Regions from separate parts of the Homo sapiens genome. Here region 1 is linked to region 2. A link is a loop called in an ENCODE intact Hi-C map of the cell type or tissue named here. Cell type or tissue: MCF 10A. All regions are shown on one strand. Each heading gives the region's core, and the rest is flanking DNA. Links, peaks and the distances in the headings are about the cores only.

Region 1 (7,642 bases), core at 2,733-5,232, 68 kb before region 2:
AATACCACCAGTCTGTTTGCATAGCAAGAGTGACCTTTACTCTATTTCCCAAGAAGTTCCTCATCTCCATCTGAGACCACCTCAGCTTGGACTTCCATGGTCCATATCACATCAGCATTTTGGTCATAGCCATTCAATAAGTCTCTAGGAAGTTCCAAACTTTCCCACCCACATTTTCTTATCTTCTTCTGATCCCTCCAAACTGTTCCAACCTCTGCCTGTTACCCAGTTCCAAAGTCACTTTCACATTTTCGGGTATCTTTACAGCAGCACCCACTTCTGGTACCAATTTACTGTACTAGTCTGTTCTCATGCTGCTAATAAAGACATACCCAAGACTGGGTAATTTATAAAGGAAAAGGGTTTAATTGACTCACAGTTCCACATTGCTGGGGAGGCCTCACAGTCATGGCGGAAGGCAGATGAAGAGTAAAGTCATGTCTTACATGGCGGCAGGCAGGTGTGTGCAGGGGGACTCCCCTTTATAAAACCATCAGATCTTGTGAGACCTATTCACCATCATGAGAACAGCATGGGAAATACCACCCCTCCCCCCGCCCCTGTGATTCAATGACCTCCCAGCAGGGCCCTCCGATGACATGTAGGAAATATGGGAGGTATAACCGAAGATGAGATTTGGGTGAGGACACAGCCAAACCATGTCACTGTCCCTCCTGCTGACTTTTGTCAGGTAGTGTTAAATACATTGGTGAGGCACAGGTGGAGCGACGTACTGTTGGCCATTGCAGTTTTCTTAAAATCGGGCAGTGTTGAGACCAATGCAGGCTAGCAGCAAAATTAGTTTGTTGGTTTCAGGCTATATGAATAGGATGAGTTGGCTTTGTCTACCTTTGGAAATTTTTTTGACCTTGCTTCTGCCAGGCTAGTAGAGGTATCCTTTTGCCTGAGAAAGATTAAAACAGAAGTGTTTTTCAGGTGGTGTCAACTTGCTAAGAATTGTGAGTTTATTTTTCTTCAATTGTCTTTATTTTCAATATTTTTACATAGTAAAGTTCTATGGCATCTTGATTTCAAAAGTTGGAGATTCAGTGAACTGAAAGTTCCAGTGTGGGAGCCAGGAGAATGGCGTTTTCTGTTTGTTTGAAATTTGAAATGTCTGACTTCAGGCAAGTCTTTTAAAATGTATCCTAAAGAAAACAAAGATAATGATGTTTGCCCTAACTTACAACTCATGGAATCTTATAATTGCATGTGGCCTTACCGATTATCTGCTCCCACCTGGAAATTTTATGTATGAGGAGACTGTGGTTTTGAGAGGCCAAATAACTTGCCTAAAGACATTCAGTTTGTTTATGGCAGGGCTAGAATTTGAACCTGAAGTCTTGTTACCAGTCTAATGTGATTTTTATCCAAATATGGTGAATTTAGAGAGCATTTAGAAAGACTCCAAGACTCCAAAATAATGAGTCTATACCTATACATTGGCCAATGTAAGATATTAAATGATTTAAACATTTAAAAATTGCCTACGTGAATTTCAAAAAGTAGTGTTTATCTTTTATAGCTGAGTTTAAATTCAAGAAAATATGTCAAAAGAGCCTCATAAATATTTGTCAAGTATAAAATAATCTGTTTTAAAGAAGATATCATTCCCTTTATTACTGATGTAACAATGTCAATTTTATAGCTTTCAGAAATTGTAAATGTTTCATTGGATCCTCACAAACAACACTATAAAAATAATAGCTAGTATTTATTGTCTACTATGTGCCAGACATTTTTCTAAGTATTTTATGTCTATTAACCTTGTCCTTCAAACCACCTTAGTTCCTATTATCGTCCTCATAAATGAGGAAACCAAGGCCCAGAGAGTTAAAGTAACTTGCTTGAGGTCACACAGCCTTCCAGAAGCAGAACTGATATCATCCCTAGAGTGGATACCTTAGTCATAGCCACTTTGCTATAGTGCCTCTCAGGTGAGCAGGGCAAAGTTTGTATAGATTGTTCTTTATCTTTCTTTTCTTCCTGCTGGAAGGTAGAGGACTGAAGACAGTCATTTTGTGTCTGGGTGGGGTCTTCAGTGGGGCCTTCTGAAGATTTTCCTTTGATTCTATGTTTTACACACTTTCTTTGCTCTCCATTGCAACCCTGTCTAAGCCACCTTGTTTGAGGTTGTGCTCTACTATGTATGCCATTTGCATATTTCTCTCAAGTTCCCCTTTCTGTTTCTTCTGTGTGTGTCCAGAAACTGGGTAGTGCATGTGTGCATCTCACAGTCTTTGCCTGCTAAAGTACTTCTTGCAGAATAGGGATTTTTAGCCATTTTTGTACTGGGATACCCATCTGGTTGACATTCTAATGCTTGATATACTTTCTTGGAAGCAGAGGTAAGATGCATGTGGATTACAGGCAATTCTCAGCACCTTAGGCTTTATTGTCCCTCCTTTCTCTCCAACACAAGAAATACAAGTGAGTGTGAGTGAGGGACTTATGGGCACAGCTGTTCATCTATCCTTGTGCATAGTGAAAGTGAATCATCCTCACTACTTAGTGTTTTTAAAAAATAATCATTTACTTGTCTCAACCCTTACCATAGATTGTGTACCCTGGGTCTCAATAGTGTGCTTGGTTACAAACTGCTGCTTTGGAAAGATCTCTTAATTATGAAGTAAGATGGTTAGGTTTGGTGATTGCTAAGATTGCTTTTAGCTTTAACATTCTATGGTTTCCTCACATTGTGCCAGAAGGTCCCACATCATTGTGGTAGTGGACAACCAGGTTGCTTCTGAGAGACCTAGTGTTGTGGGTTGAATTGTGTCCCCCGACTCCAACAAAATATGTTCAAATCCTTACCACTGGTACCTGTGAATGTAATCTTACTTAGAAATAGTGTTTTTCAGATGTAATCAAGTTAAGATGTGGTCATACTGGATTATGGTAGACCTTAATTCAATGGCCAGTATCCTTATAAAAAGAGGGAAATTTGGACAGACACAAAGAGGGCACTATGTGACAATGGGGGCAGAGATTACAGTGATGCACCTGCAAGTCAAGGAACACCAAGAATTGCCAGCAACCACTAGAAGCTAGGAGACAGGCATAGAGCAGATTCTCTCTCAGAACTTCTAGGAGGAGCCTCTTGATCTGCTGACCTCTTGATTTTGGACTTCCAGCTTCCAGAACTTCAAGACAATAGATTTCTATTGTTTTAAGCTACCCAGTGTGTGATCATTTGTTATGGCAGCCCCAGGAAACTAATACACCTTGCAAACTTTGGGTTAGTTGATCCTGACCCATGTTTAAAGTTCTGTGTTCAGACACCCCTTTCATGTGCTCTGTAACAGGACGTGGCTCTCTAGCAGGCGTGTGCATGAAAATTCGAGCTCTGGAGCATCTTCTTCTGACTTCTCCCCATGGGAAGCCTCCAGTCTTTCTGGTCTTTCTGAGGCACTTGCTTTTCAGTTTTCTTCATAGTTGATTCCCATAGATTCTCGTGACCAGCTCCTACTGTGGTCCTTCTGTGGGAATTATTTCAAACCTAGACTGGAACTGAGGAGATATTTAGGAAACAATTCCTGACTCCCTTTAGCTGATGTAATTTTAATTTATAATTTTCATGTCAGAGTGATTACCATGAAATTATTTAAAAGAAAGACATTATCCAACAGTCTCATGACAGTGTCATTTTATGCTGATGGGGTAATTTGTCCCTTTAGAAACAATTATTTCTTGAATAATTACTTTGGGTACCAAGTGACAGGCTCAGACTATTTTGGGACTCTGTGGCCTTGCCTCATGACATGCATTTACCTTGAGGATAAGGCGTGTGGCAGGTATTGCCTGTGACTCATTGCTCTTCTGCAGTTTGCTGCACTGTTCCTGTCTTTAGCAGATAGCAGCATTTGACGATGATGGCTTGGAAGAATTGCTGCCAATATGATTCTTATGTAAGACTGGCATAGAGGAATGTCCTCGTTCCTTACTAAGCGTCTTTTTGCTCAAACCAGGTTTTTTTTTTTTTTTTTGGTTGACAGCCCAGGAAATTCACTAGATGTGGGGAAATATGAGTTAGCCAAGTATTACATTTGATCATTTTATGTAAGGCTTCCAACTTGAAGCTGCCTCACTTAAATTAATAAGGGTTAAAATAAAGTTATCTTTATTTATGATTCTGAAGATACAACTTTAACAAACTATATATTGATTTGTACTAAAAGGAGTAAAGAGACATGGATTATTTAAATCTATGTTAAAATATTTATGAAAACTTTCAAAATCTACAAAACCCAGTGCATTTTCAGGGTGACAACAAGTGCGCTAAAATAACATTCAATCTTCTTGATTCCACATTCCATCTTGTCCCCACCTTCTCCCAGACAGACCTACATTAAGAGTCTATTGTGTATCCCATCTCGCTTTTGGTGGCCTCTGTTCTAATGCCAAATTTTCCACAGATTCTCTGTTTCAAAACCCATAGCTAATCTCTGAGAGCCAGGTTTTCAATGTTTAAGAGCTGGAAATACTATTTTAGTAATATTGCATTTTGAATATCCAAAGTTCTGTGAAGACAAGGATGATATGCCCAATGCTTACTGTGCTGAACGAAGGTGCAAATGTTCCTCTTTACCAAAGCAGTCATTTGGCTGCATAGTGACATTTCGGTCAACAACAGACTGCATATAAGGTGGTGGTCCTATAAGATTATAGTAGAGCTGAAAAATTTTTCTCACCGAGTGACATCTTGATGATCCCAATACTCTGTAAACCTAGGCTAATGTACGTGTCTGTGTCTTAGTTTTTAACAAAAAAAGTTTTAAAAGTAACAAATAAAAATTAAAAAGTTCTAAATATGGAAAAAAAATGTATAGAGTGAGAATATAAAGAAAATATTTTTGTACCACTGACAATGGGTTTGTGTTTTAAACTAAGTGTTATTAAAACAGAGTCAAAAAGTTAAAAAATTTTAAATGTTTATAAAATAAAGTTATAGTAAGCTAAGTTTAATTTATTATTGAAGAAAGATTTTTTTTAATAAATTGAGTGTAGGCTAAGTATACCTTTTCATAAAGTCTACAGTAGTATACAGTAATGTCCTAGGCCTTCACATTCACTCGCTACTCACTCACTTACCCAGAGCAACTTCCTGCAAGCTCCATTCACAGTCAGTGCCCTATACAGGTGTGCCACTTTTAATCTTTTACACTGTATTTTATTATACCTTTTATATGTTTAGATATGTTTAGGTACACAAATACTTATCATTGTGTTACAGTTGCCTGCAGTAACTGTATGGTAACAGACCGTCTAGACTAGGTGTGTAGTGGGCTATATATACCCTTTGGGCTTGTGAAAATGCACTCTATGATGTTCACACAATGATGAAATGGCCTAACAATGCATTTCCCAGAACATATCCTTGTCGTTAAGTGGCACATGACTATAATTCTTATCTCCAGTTTATATGAAAAAATTAACATTCAGGTAGGTTAAATTAATTGCTCTCAAATATATAAAATAGCAGAAAAACAGGAAGATTGTTCTGTTCCAAAGGCCCCTGATTTCATATCAAGAGTTGATAGTTTGAGAACCTACTCTTAAAAGAAAAAAATTTTGGCCGAAATATTAGAATGTAATGCAATCCTACTAATTAATAAGTTTTATTTATTTTGGCAAATACACAATTTAATTACTTTACTAGCTGTTAGCTGCAAACTGCTTAGCTCCTTTGGAGTTTTTCAAATGTGCAGAAAACCTCAGGTGGAAGAGCCCAAAGCAAAACACACCGCTTTTTCCTGATAACGGCATTTTCCAGACGTCATTTTCCCAGCTGTCAGAGTGTGATAAAAGGCTTGGGTTTAAAAACTTGACCTAAGACTTACCTGGGTGTTGCCCAGCAGAAATATGGGTTTCATTAAATTAGCAACAGATCTGAAAGCCAGAATGAAAAAGCAAGCTAATTCCCAAAGTCAGTGTTTTGTCCCCATAACAACCTGCAGGTGTCTGAGGACCATAGAAATCAGCTTAATGTAATTTTTCCATTTTTCTCTGCTCAGGTTCTGAGATGGCAACTGCTGGTTTCATTTGTCTGGAGATTTCATCTTTCAGAGCTGTCAAGGATTTTAGTGGCTATAAGGAGAGAACTCTGATGATAAAGTTTATTGATTCATGACTGCATTCATATAAAACACTAAATGGAATTTTGAATGGCAAGAAACATGTTTTGTACATTCAATAAATGAGAATCTGTGTATCATGAAAATGGTAACACTTAGTATGATAATTTTCAGTTTATAAAGTGTTTTATTTAATTCTGACAATAATCCTGTAAGGTAGCTGAGTTGTTGAGTTATAGTAGCACTCAATGTATACCCTTCAACCCCTGCCACAAACACACAAATGCATGTTCAGTTTTCTTTCATATACAAAATATCCCATCTCCCCAAACCGTTACCCCATCTCATACTTTGTTCACTTCTAAAATTCCTGGAAAGGTGAAATGTTCCCATAACTGTCTTCAACTCATCACTACCACTCCATGAGATCTGGTCTAATCTTTGCCATTATAGAAAATCTCACTTAGTTACTAATAACTTCCTTGTTGCTAAATGTAGTGAAGTTTCCTCTATATGTATCATTCGAAGTTCTTGGTAGTTTTGCATTCTATTGATCAGCTCCTTCATTTTCCTATTTTTCTTTTAAGCGTTCCTTACTATGGCTTCCGTGACAATGCAGCTTTCTTCCCAGTACCGTGGCCATTCTCTCTCCAATATCTTTGTTAGCTCCTCCTTCCTTTCTTCTGGAAAATATATACAGGGCCTTGGGGGTGGGGTGAGGGGCTGGAGCAATAATTTTAGCTCTTTCTCTTCATCTTCCTCTCCCACGTTCTACAACAGCTATTCATTTTCTACCCTGTCCTCTTACCACTCAGTTGATGACTTTTTTCAGGTCTACAGGATCTGAATCTCATGGCTTTCTATCCACAAGAAATTGCACTCCAAATACATACCCTCTTATCTCCTCTCTTCCAGTTTATGAGGAAGAGGTGTGTCTTTTCTTGTTCAAGACCAAACCTTGTTCATGATCCTATCCCCTTCTGCCCTTTCTGGGAATAGAACCTTGTTCCATTGGGTATTTCCTCTCTATAAGATATTTTTAACCTAACCTTATTAGTTTGTTGTTTGTTTGGAGCCTCTGTACATACTCAGGTCTCTCCAATTCTTAAAAGTGATTGCCTTTACTCAGTGTTCTCTGTAAACACTATCCTATCTTTTTCTCTTTCAGCAAGGCCAAGCTTCGGCAAGGAAGAGTCTACAGATGCTCTATTTCCCCTCCTTTAACTCTTTCTTCGATTCAGGCTTTAACGCCAGCCTAGGGGCATCTAATTGCCTCACATCAACAAGGTTGCTTAATTTCTCAGCAGGAATTGATGCTGCCCTCTACACCCTTTTTTGTTTTAGAGACTTTGCACCTGTGGTTTCCATTAGCCACTGTCTCCTGGTTTCTGATTCTTTTTGCTTTGTTTCCATTTGGGCTCTCCTCCTTTCTCATTCACCAAATTGTTGTTCTTTTCCTGCTTCTTCACCCCCTCGTCTTCTGTCTTCCCCTCCTCCACCATTTTCTCTTTCCCCATTGATTCTTTCCATTCAGCTGCAAGTTTGAACCTCATTTGTATACCATGATA
Region 2 (7,642 bases), core at 2,964-5,463:
AAGACTTGGAACCAACCCAAATATCCATCAATGATAGACTGGATTAAGAAAATGTGGCACATATATACCATCGAATACTATGCAGCCATAAAAAAGGATTAGTTCATGTCCTTTGCAGGGACATGGATGAAGCTGGAAACCATCATTCTCAGCAAACTATCACAAGGACAGAAAACTGAACACCACATGTTCACACTCATATGTGGGAATTGAACAATAGAACCCTTGGACACAGGGTGGGAAACATCAGTAGGGGACTGGGGGAAGGATAGTATTAGGAGAAGTACCTGATGTAAATGACGAGTTGATGGGTGCAGCAAACCAACATGGCACATGTACACATATGTAACAAACCTGCACATTGTACACATGTACCCTAGAACTTAAAGTATAATAAAAAAAATTTTTTAAATGTGTTGATGAAAACTAGAGAAACACAGATTTTATTGTTGGAGAGGATATTTTAGATCTGGTAAATTTGAGATTCTATTAGATATTCAAATGGAGTTGTTCAGTCAGCTGTCAGAAATATGAGTCTGGAGCTTGGGTTGTAGATTGGTTAAAGCTAGATACACAACGTTGGTAGTCACCAGCATATGGGTGTCCTTTAAAGCCATTGGATTGGAGGAGATAACTAGACAAAAGTACAGATAGAGAAAAGCAGAAAAAATTCCAGAGGCACTCAAACACTGAGAGATTGGGTAGAATTTAGAAAAAGAAAGTAAGAAAAAGCAGCTGGTAATTCTGAAGATAAACCAGGAGAAAGTAGTGTCATGGACACCAAGAGAAGAAAGAGAAAGATTTCAGAAGAAGGTGATAATGCACCCTGCTGAAAGGTTTAGAAAGATAAGGACAGAAAAGTCTAATTTGCTATTGGATTTAGCTAAGTGGAAGTCAGTCAAGTAATAAGGTTGGAATCCAGATTGGGGTAGGTTGGAGGATGAATATTTGAATAAGGAAGTAGAAATAGCATGTTTTGAATAATTACTTAATAAGGTTTGTTGTGAGTGGGGAGCAGAGGAATGAGGAATTTTTATAAGTAGAAATTATATAATAGACAGGAAGACACTTATCAATGTTATTTATTAATAAAAACAGATTTAGCTAATTCACTGGATTGTTTTGAAAAATCAAATGATTTCTCCAAAACTGCTCTATAAACCATAAACCTCTTTAAGAGTATTTTTAGGTATCTGATTTTTCTAGGCTTTATAATTTTTGTGGGTCTTCTGTGTTTATCTTATACAGTAAATACATGCTGATTAAGGTCTACATGGGTTTTAACTTTTTTTGTGTAGTGTTACATAAAAATGGATGTTTAATGAATGCTTTTTCTAAATGATTTCCTTTGGAGCTTTGATTAGTCATTTTAGTCCCCTGGGCTTCAATTTTCCCATTCTGAAAATAGATGGTAAGTGATGAAGAAATGTGTTTACTGTCATAGAGAGACGTCCAAACATATTGCTGAGTGGAAAAAGGAGTTTAAAAAACAACATATAATGTATAATTTCATTTTTATAGAACTATGTACATACATCATATTTCATATACCAATGTCTGGGAGAATTTTTTAACAAAATATCAAAATGAAATTATGTTTCTTTAAACTTAATATAAAATAGTAAAACTAAATTAAAAAAATTTTAAAACCATGCAAAAATAGATAATGAGTTTTCCTCCAAGGTAGGACAAATTTTATCATTTGTAAAGGAATAAATATCAAAATCAAGGTGGCTTACTAGAAGAAAACCCTAGGTTGGTTTATTTGAGCCTGGACCCATAAAGGACCATGCTAATGAGGAAATTTCTACTATTCCTAAGTGAAGGTGGAAATCAGGCTGGATCCAGGTGTCTTTTGGTCCTGCCTTAAACTTTGTCACTTTCTATAAGCCCATCCTTCAACATAATCTATTTCCATCTATGCTTTGCTAATAGTAACAACTCTACTTCCTAACCCATTTCTATAAGCAAGTTATTTTGGCTCTGCCTTTGAATAATTTTGTCAGTTAAATCCTGATTCCTTCTTTTTATTCAGGGCTTTATCCTAAGAATGCTCAGGAATCCTGAGTCCCAGCCCCGTGTCAGTTTTGGAAGACAAATTTCCTGCCTAGCTCTGCAGCACAAATGCTGCTCTGCCAGTTTTTCTGTGGCTTTGTTCCACCTTATCTGCAGTGGCCAATGGTAGGTATCATGTCCTGGTGCCCTCTGATGCAGCCTGCCACTTGCTCAGCTGTACCTTGGCATATATCCCTCTGTTTTGCGGTTCTTTGTGATTGTCCCTTTCAGATTAGAAGTGCTTTATAATAAATTGGTAACTGTGCTTATTTGGCTGTTGAAAAGGGAGTCCTTTTAAAAAGGAAACTTAGCCCTTAAAACACATACACACACACACACACACACACACACACACACACACACACACACACATTTAAATATTTTCCAGATTGCTTTCTTTGCTTTTAAAGGTCACCTGAAGGTGAAGGGGTTGAAGGACATTTTATTGGGCTGTTTACTCTGCATTAAATGTCCTTCCTTCTTTCTCCTTATCTAGTACAGCCCTACCTTCAAGGTCCAGCTGAAATTCCAGCCACTCTGTGAAACTTTTCTTATCACCCTGGCCTTGGAGATTTGCCCTTTCTCTGTGCTCTGGTAACACAGAATGTCTGCATTAGCTTTTTCAAACTTAGCCTATGCTGCCTGTCTGTGAAGTATAAGCTTTGTTTTCCCAATGAGACTATCAGCTTTGTTTTCCCAATGAGACCATCACTCGTTTATAGGCTTGGAGTAAGAGTGGCTGAAATCCTATCTCCATCACTTGTGAGCTGTACGACCTTGTTCAAGCCACTTCCCATCGCTGTGCCTTAGGCTCCTTCTCTGTTCAGTGTAGTCATAGTACCTATCTTTTAGAGTTGTTGGGAAGATTAAATGAAATAATACATGCAGTGTGTTTAGTACAATGCCTGGCACATAGTTAGTGTTCAATAATTAATATATTTTATACACTTGTAATTTAACTACTATGTAGTTAAAGGAACTGGTGAAACAGTTATGAAACAGCTAATAGTCTACAGAAATAGTTTCTGCTCTGCCAAATCCAGCAGGGAGCCAGAGGGCAAGGGAGTCAATTAAAGCACAGCAAGAAATTGTTTTTGCCCCAGGGGAATTTACATTCTAGGATTTAATAACTAATTAGCCAATTATTTATTTAAATACTAATCTTTTCAGAAGTACAGGGTGCCATAAAAATGTCTGTGTCTCCCTGAAAGTCTTGGGGAGGTTCCCCTGAGGAAGTGGTAAATGAATTTAGATCTTAAAAAGGAATAGGTGTGAACAAGTTGAATGTCAGGAAGTGTATTCTTGGCAAAGAGAAGACCATGTGTGGGGACTTTGAGCTGGAGGGAAGTGTGGATAATCTGAGGACCTCAGAGACAGCCAGTGTGGCTGGAGCATGATGGCTGAATGAGAAGAGAGAGAGCTCCAAAGGAGCCAGGTTGGATTTTAGGTCTGTCATTTTCCCAGTATCTTGTAACTATACATTAAGGAGCTTATTTATACTCATTAATGATTTAGTCTACGTGGATGCTGGTTCATCTGATTCTTTTAAACAATAAAAGAAAGTGTTTTCTGGGTATATGGTATATCGATAAGAGTCTGGTCAGGAAAACAGAAACTGCATTGGGCATTTCAACAGTGAGAATTTAATATGAGAAGTTGGTTAAACAGGACTGGAGAAATAAAAACCCAAAGAAGGGATGCTGAGGTCACAAAGAGAGAGTGACTATAAGAAGCTGCTGCCTCTCCAGATCAGAATCTTAAGCTTTGTCTGCATTGCCTCTCTCTCTCACTTCCAGTCTCTCACAAAGTCCTATCTTCACAGCTCAGAGAGCTATAATGCAGAACCTTATGTGTCAGGGAGTGGAGGACAGGAGGTGCAGGCCTGGTTGCTGCCCAGCACGTGCTGGTACCTCAGGAGCTCAGAAGAGCTGGGAAGACTTCCCAGCTAGTGCTGGTACCTGTACCTCTAAGAGGGCACATTCAGGTTAGTTCTTAGAATACTAAAATAAAAGAGGAGACTGAAGCCAACTGCCCATCCCAGGATGCAGAGCTATTATTGCTCAGGTGATGATAGGAAGAGGAAGAAAGCAAAGAGTCTGCCATTTAACCTCCCTCTAGCGGCCACTATTGGTAGAAGCTGACAGGGAGTCAGCAGGTTAAGCTGATTTGCAGAGTCCTAGACCCAGTATCACGTAATAAAGATATGAGGGGTAAAAAATAAGAACAATGGAGAAGGTGGATATTGATAGCTGGATATGAAGGGTGACATGGTCTTGCTTTGGGTAGCATTTGACTCTCTTATTTCTGCCCTTCAACATGCAATACATTACTTTCAAAGTCTTTGCAGAAAAATTATTTTATTAACTCATTAACTCTTTTGAGAGTAATCAAAATGAATTATTTTGCTAAAGCAGAAACATGGAAGAAATCTTTTTGTAAGTTTTATGCCATGCCAGTCACTGATTGGAGATATATTTATATCTATCTCTATATAGAGATAGATATTTTCACACATACAGACATATACACATATATATTTTATTTAATTTAAAAATTGTTGAAAAAGAACAAAAATTTGTAAGATCTCACTGTTGGCCTTCAAGCTGTTGGAAACTATGATACACATTCATGAAAAGGAGACTGAGGGTCATTATACAGGTTGGTTTCAGCTCCTAAGGGGTCCTGCCATCCCAGATCTGTGAACTCCAGGGAAAATCTCTACTTTTCTACCATTTCCTTGGTGATTGATTGCAAATCCCCTGGGGTTTGGAGAATCACATATATCTTTCCTCCCAGCTTCTGCTATAGGTTTTCATTTGCTGTTGAAGTTGAGCAGGAACCACCCAGAGCTCTACCCAGAGACCTTTTTATTTTCCCCTACCCCATAGCGTGAAATATTTTTGTTGCTTAAACCACAAACAATATGTTATAAATCATTTCTCAGTATTTATAAATAAAAATATTCTTAAAAGTTACACATTGTTTAAGCACCAAGCTGACTGAATTCCAACCACAAGCAACAGATGTTTTAGTCATCCCAAGCAATTCTAACGAAGATAAAACTGTGATTTTCATTTGATATTTTGGAACATTAAAAATAATTGTTGGAGTCCCCAATACTACTTTTAAGTGCCTCAGGAGACACAGACTTAGGTATAATTTTTTTCATGTGTACTATATTAAAAGATACATTTGCTTGGAAGACCTGTTTAGTGCAAAAGTGTGACTTTCGGCCAATTCCTCTTAATTAATGACAATGCTTCAGTTAAGTACTTTAGTTCCTTTGTATCAACTCCCATATTTCTCCAGAGAATTTGTGAAATAAGCACCTTGACTGGTGTGGAAGGAGTTTTTACTACAAATTTTTCATAAAAAAGGAACATTGAAATGCTACTTATCAAATTGGCTCATCTGTCTCAAATATTCATTTCCTAGAAATAATCCTTTGTTATTATCCGTAATAACTGAAACCTTATCGTTTTATTTCACCTGCTTTCTTTGTTTTGGTTTTCAGCATTAAAAAGCAATAATAACTTTGGCAAAAAATAATTCCTGTAGATCATTATTTTGAGGGTAGTCCTACTTGGCCTATTAGTTCCGCTGTAGTGCAATGTGTTTTGATATTGTTACTTAAATCAACACCAACCAGAATTACTGGCAGTCACAAACAAAAGTCTAATAATTCAGTGTTGAATTGTAAAGCAAAATGCATTTAAAAAATTAAGACTGCAAAGAAAGATGGAAATAACTGTATGATAAACATATAGACATGTTTATTTCTCAAAAATATGAGTTTGTTATAGATTCCTTAAAAAATTGCCTGGTTATCAATTTTTAAAAATAAATTACGCATTATTTATGTGTTTGCTTTTCTGCTGGTAACAATATTTATGTAACAAACAAAAAAATAAAAAACAAAAAAAAGAAAAACCCACAGTGCAAACATAAACCTTTGATGAGGCTTGGAATTCTTTCTACTTTTAATCTGCATAACATTTGCCTCCCCTTCATTGGCTCAATTATGGATTTGAAAGACTGATTCTCAAAAGGTGATCCTGTATGCTTTGCCTCCCAGTAGAAATTTTGCCAAAGAGTGCTGGATTATGCCTTATGTTGTAGAGTTGCATACTTTAACATTAATGTATAAAAAGGTAATTTTTATTAACTTAGCAAAGTAGAAACATTGACCATTGATTATGAAACATGGTTACTATTTTTAAATTAACAAACTTAAGAAAACATTAAAAGATGTTAATAAAAACCTAAGTAGCGTTTTGTACCTTCCTTGATGATCCTTAGCTGTTGTCAATCAAACTGCATCTCTAGTCTATTTTTAGTCTGGAAAGAAACTGCTTATCTTTAACTTGCCCAAAGACTCTTCTGGGGCTTTTCCACTATGCTGAAATTTTAATAACATCTCTAGATAGTTCTTCATTTCTGTTACAAGATTTAACTTCCTTATTGAGGCAATCTTTTGACTGTCTTCAGCTTCCTCAGTTATCAGTACTTAGTTCTCTTGTTAACCTAAGTTCCATGTACCTAGTCTCTTACTTTCTCCTAAATGGGGTAAAAATTCATTTTTATTCACAAAGCTACTGCTGATGGAGAGAAATTACAGGTGTGATGTACTTCTCCTCAGTAGTAGCATACCAACTTAGCAATCACATTTTCCCCCCTCAACTATGCATAAACTTACTAGCTTCATTTGCCCCTTCTTTAAAAAACAAACAGACAAAAAAACAAAACAAAACAAAACAATTTTGAGCTACTTTTCTTTTTCCTTGGCAAACTGCTCAGCTGGGTGCCTGTAAAATGAAATGTACATCAAATACATTCCATAGCGACCCTCACATTCATGATCTAATATGGTTTATTGCTAGTGTTACCTAGACCATATACTCTAAGTTAAACATCTAAGTAATATTGAAATGTAACTTTCAAAAACACGTTAAAATTCTCTAGGGAATCAACAAAAATGCAAAGTAATTTTAAAACAAATTCTAATATTAGAGAAAATAATAACTATGTGTAAGGGTGCTTTCTATGGCTAGCAAAAGGAAGCCCCTTATAATAGCCCTTGGTAGGCAGAGCTGTTTTGGCGGGGAGGACATAGGAAACATGGCATAAGGGCCAAGGAGACTCCTACGACTGAAGAATCAGGAAACTGACCTCATCCCTTTTGAGTTTAACATTATTAGAACATCATTGGTAGACAGAGTTCAACTAACTTCAGCTAACTGAAGTTCGCTCCTAAGAAATGTGTAGAAGTAGTGTCCCAATCTTAACACCAGGGTTGGCGTGTTGATGGCACATATCCACAATATGTGGATATGGTAGAAGGTATTCTTTACTAAGCCAGACATATGCTTGGGATCATGTTTAGCTGCAATGACTGAATATGTGATTATGACTTAAAACAACTGCAGCAAGGATCAGCAAGGCAATCACTGCAGCTGGACAAGCATCCATTGGGCTTCTAGTGTTCAGTAACTGTGTAAATGTGGTTGCTACTGAGGAATTATGCTAGCGGTCTCATTAGACCCTCTGGTTCTCTCCACTTGGTCGTTTGGAAGTAGAAACGATCACT

What was found. Hi-C counts contacts between places; a loop is a spot of excess contacts. Peaks named below come from ENCODE experiments on the same cell type or tissue, not always from the same donor. Only the 100,000 strongest peaks of a DNase experiment are listed, where the experiment ranks them.
Region 1: a loop joins it to region 2, with 2.4 times the contacts of the local background. A loop is called at or near these places in 2 of 110 quality-filtered maps.

Annotation. Positions count from the first base shown.
Region 1 is chr1:185,524,630-185,532,271 of GRCh38, forward strand. The region is part of intron 1 of LOC107985239 (a long non-coding RNA gene); the gene reads left to right. Among named protein-coding and RNA genes, the nearest start is that of LINC01350, 100 kb to the right of the region's middle. RefSeq lists an enhancer at 7,057-7,642. In MCF 10A, for the core only: no CTCF peak of the experiment used is centred there; a DNase peak (open chromatin) is centred at 3,892.
Region 2 is chr1:185,592,089-185,599,730 of GRCh38, forward strand. All of the region lies in intron 2 of LINC01350 (long intergenic non-protein coding RNA 1350), which reads right to left. All of the region lies in intron 1 of LOC107985239 (a long non-coding RNA gene), which reads left to right. Among named protein-coding and RNA genes, the nearest start is that of LINC01350, 33 kb to the right of the region's middle. In MCF 10A, for the core only: a CTCF peak has its summit at 4,181 (motif pointing left); a DNase peak (open chromatin) is centred at 4,173.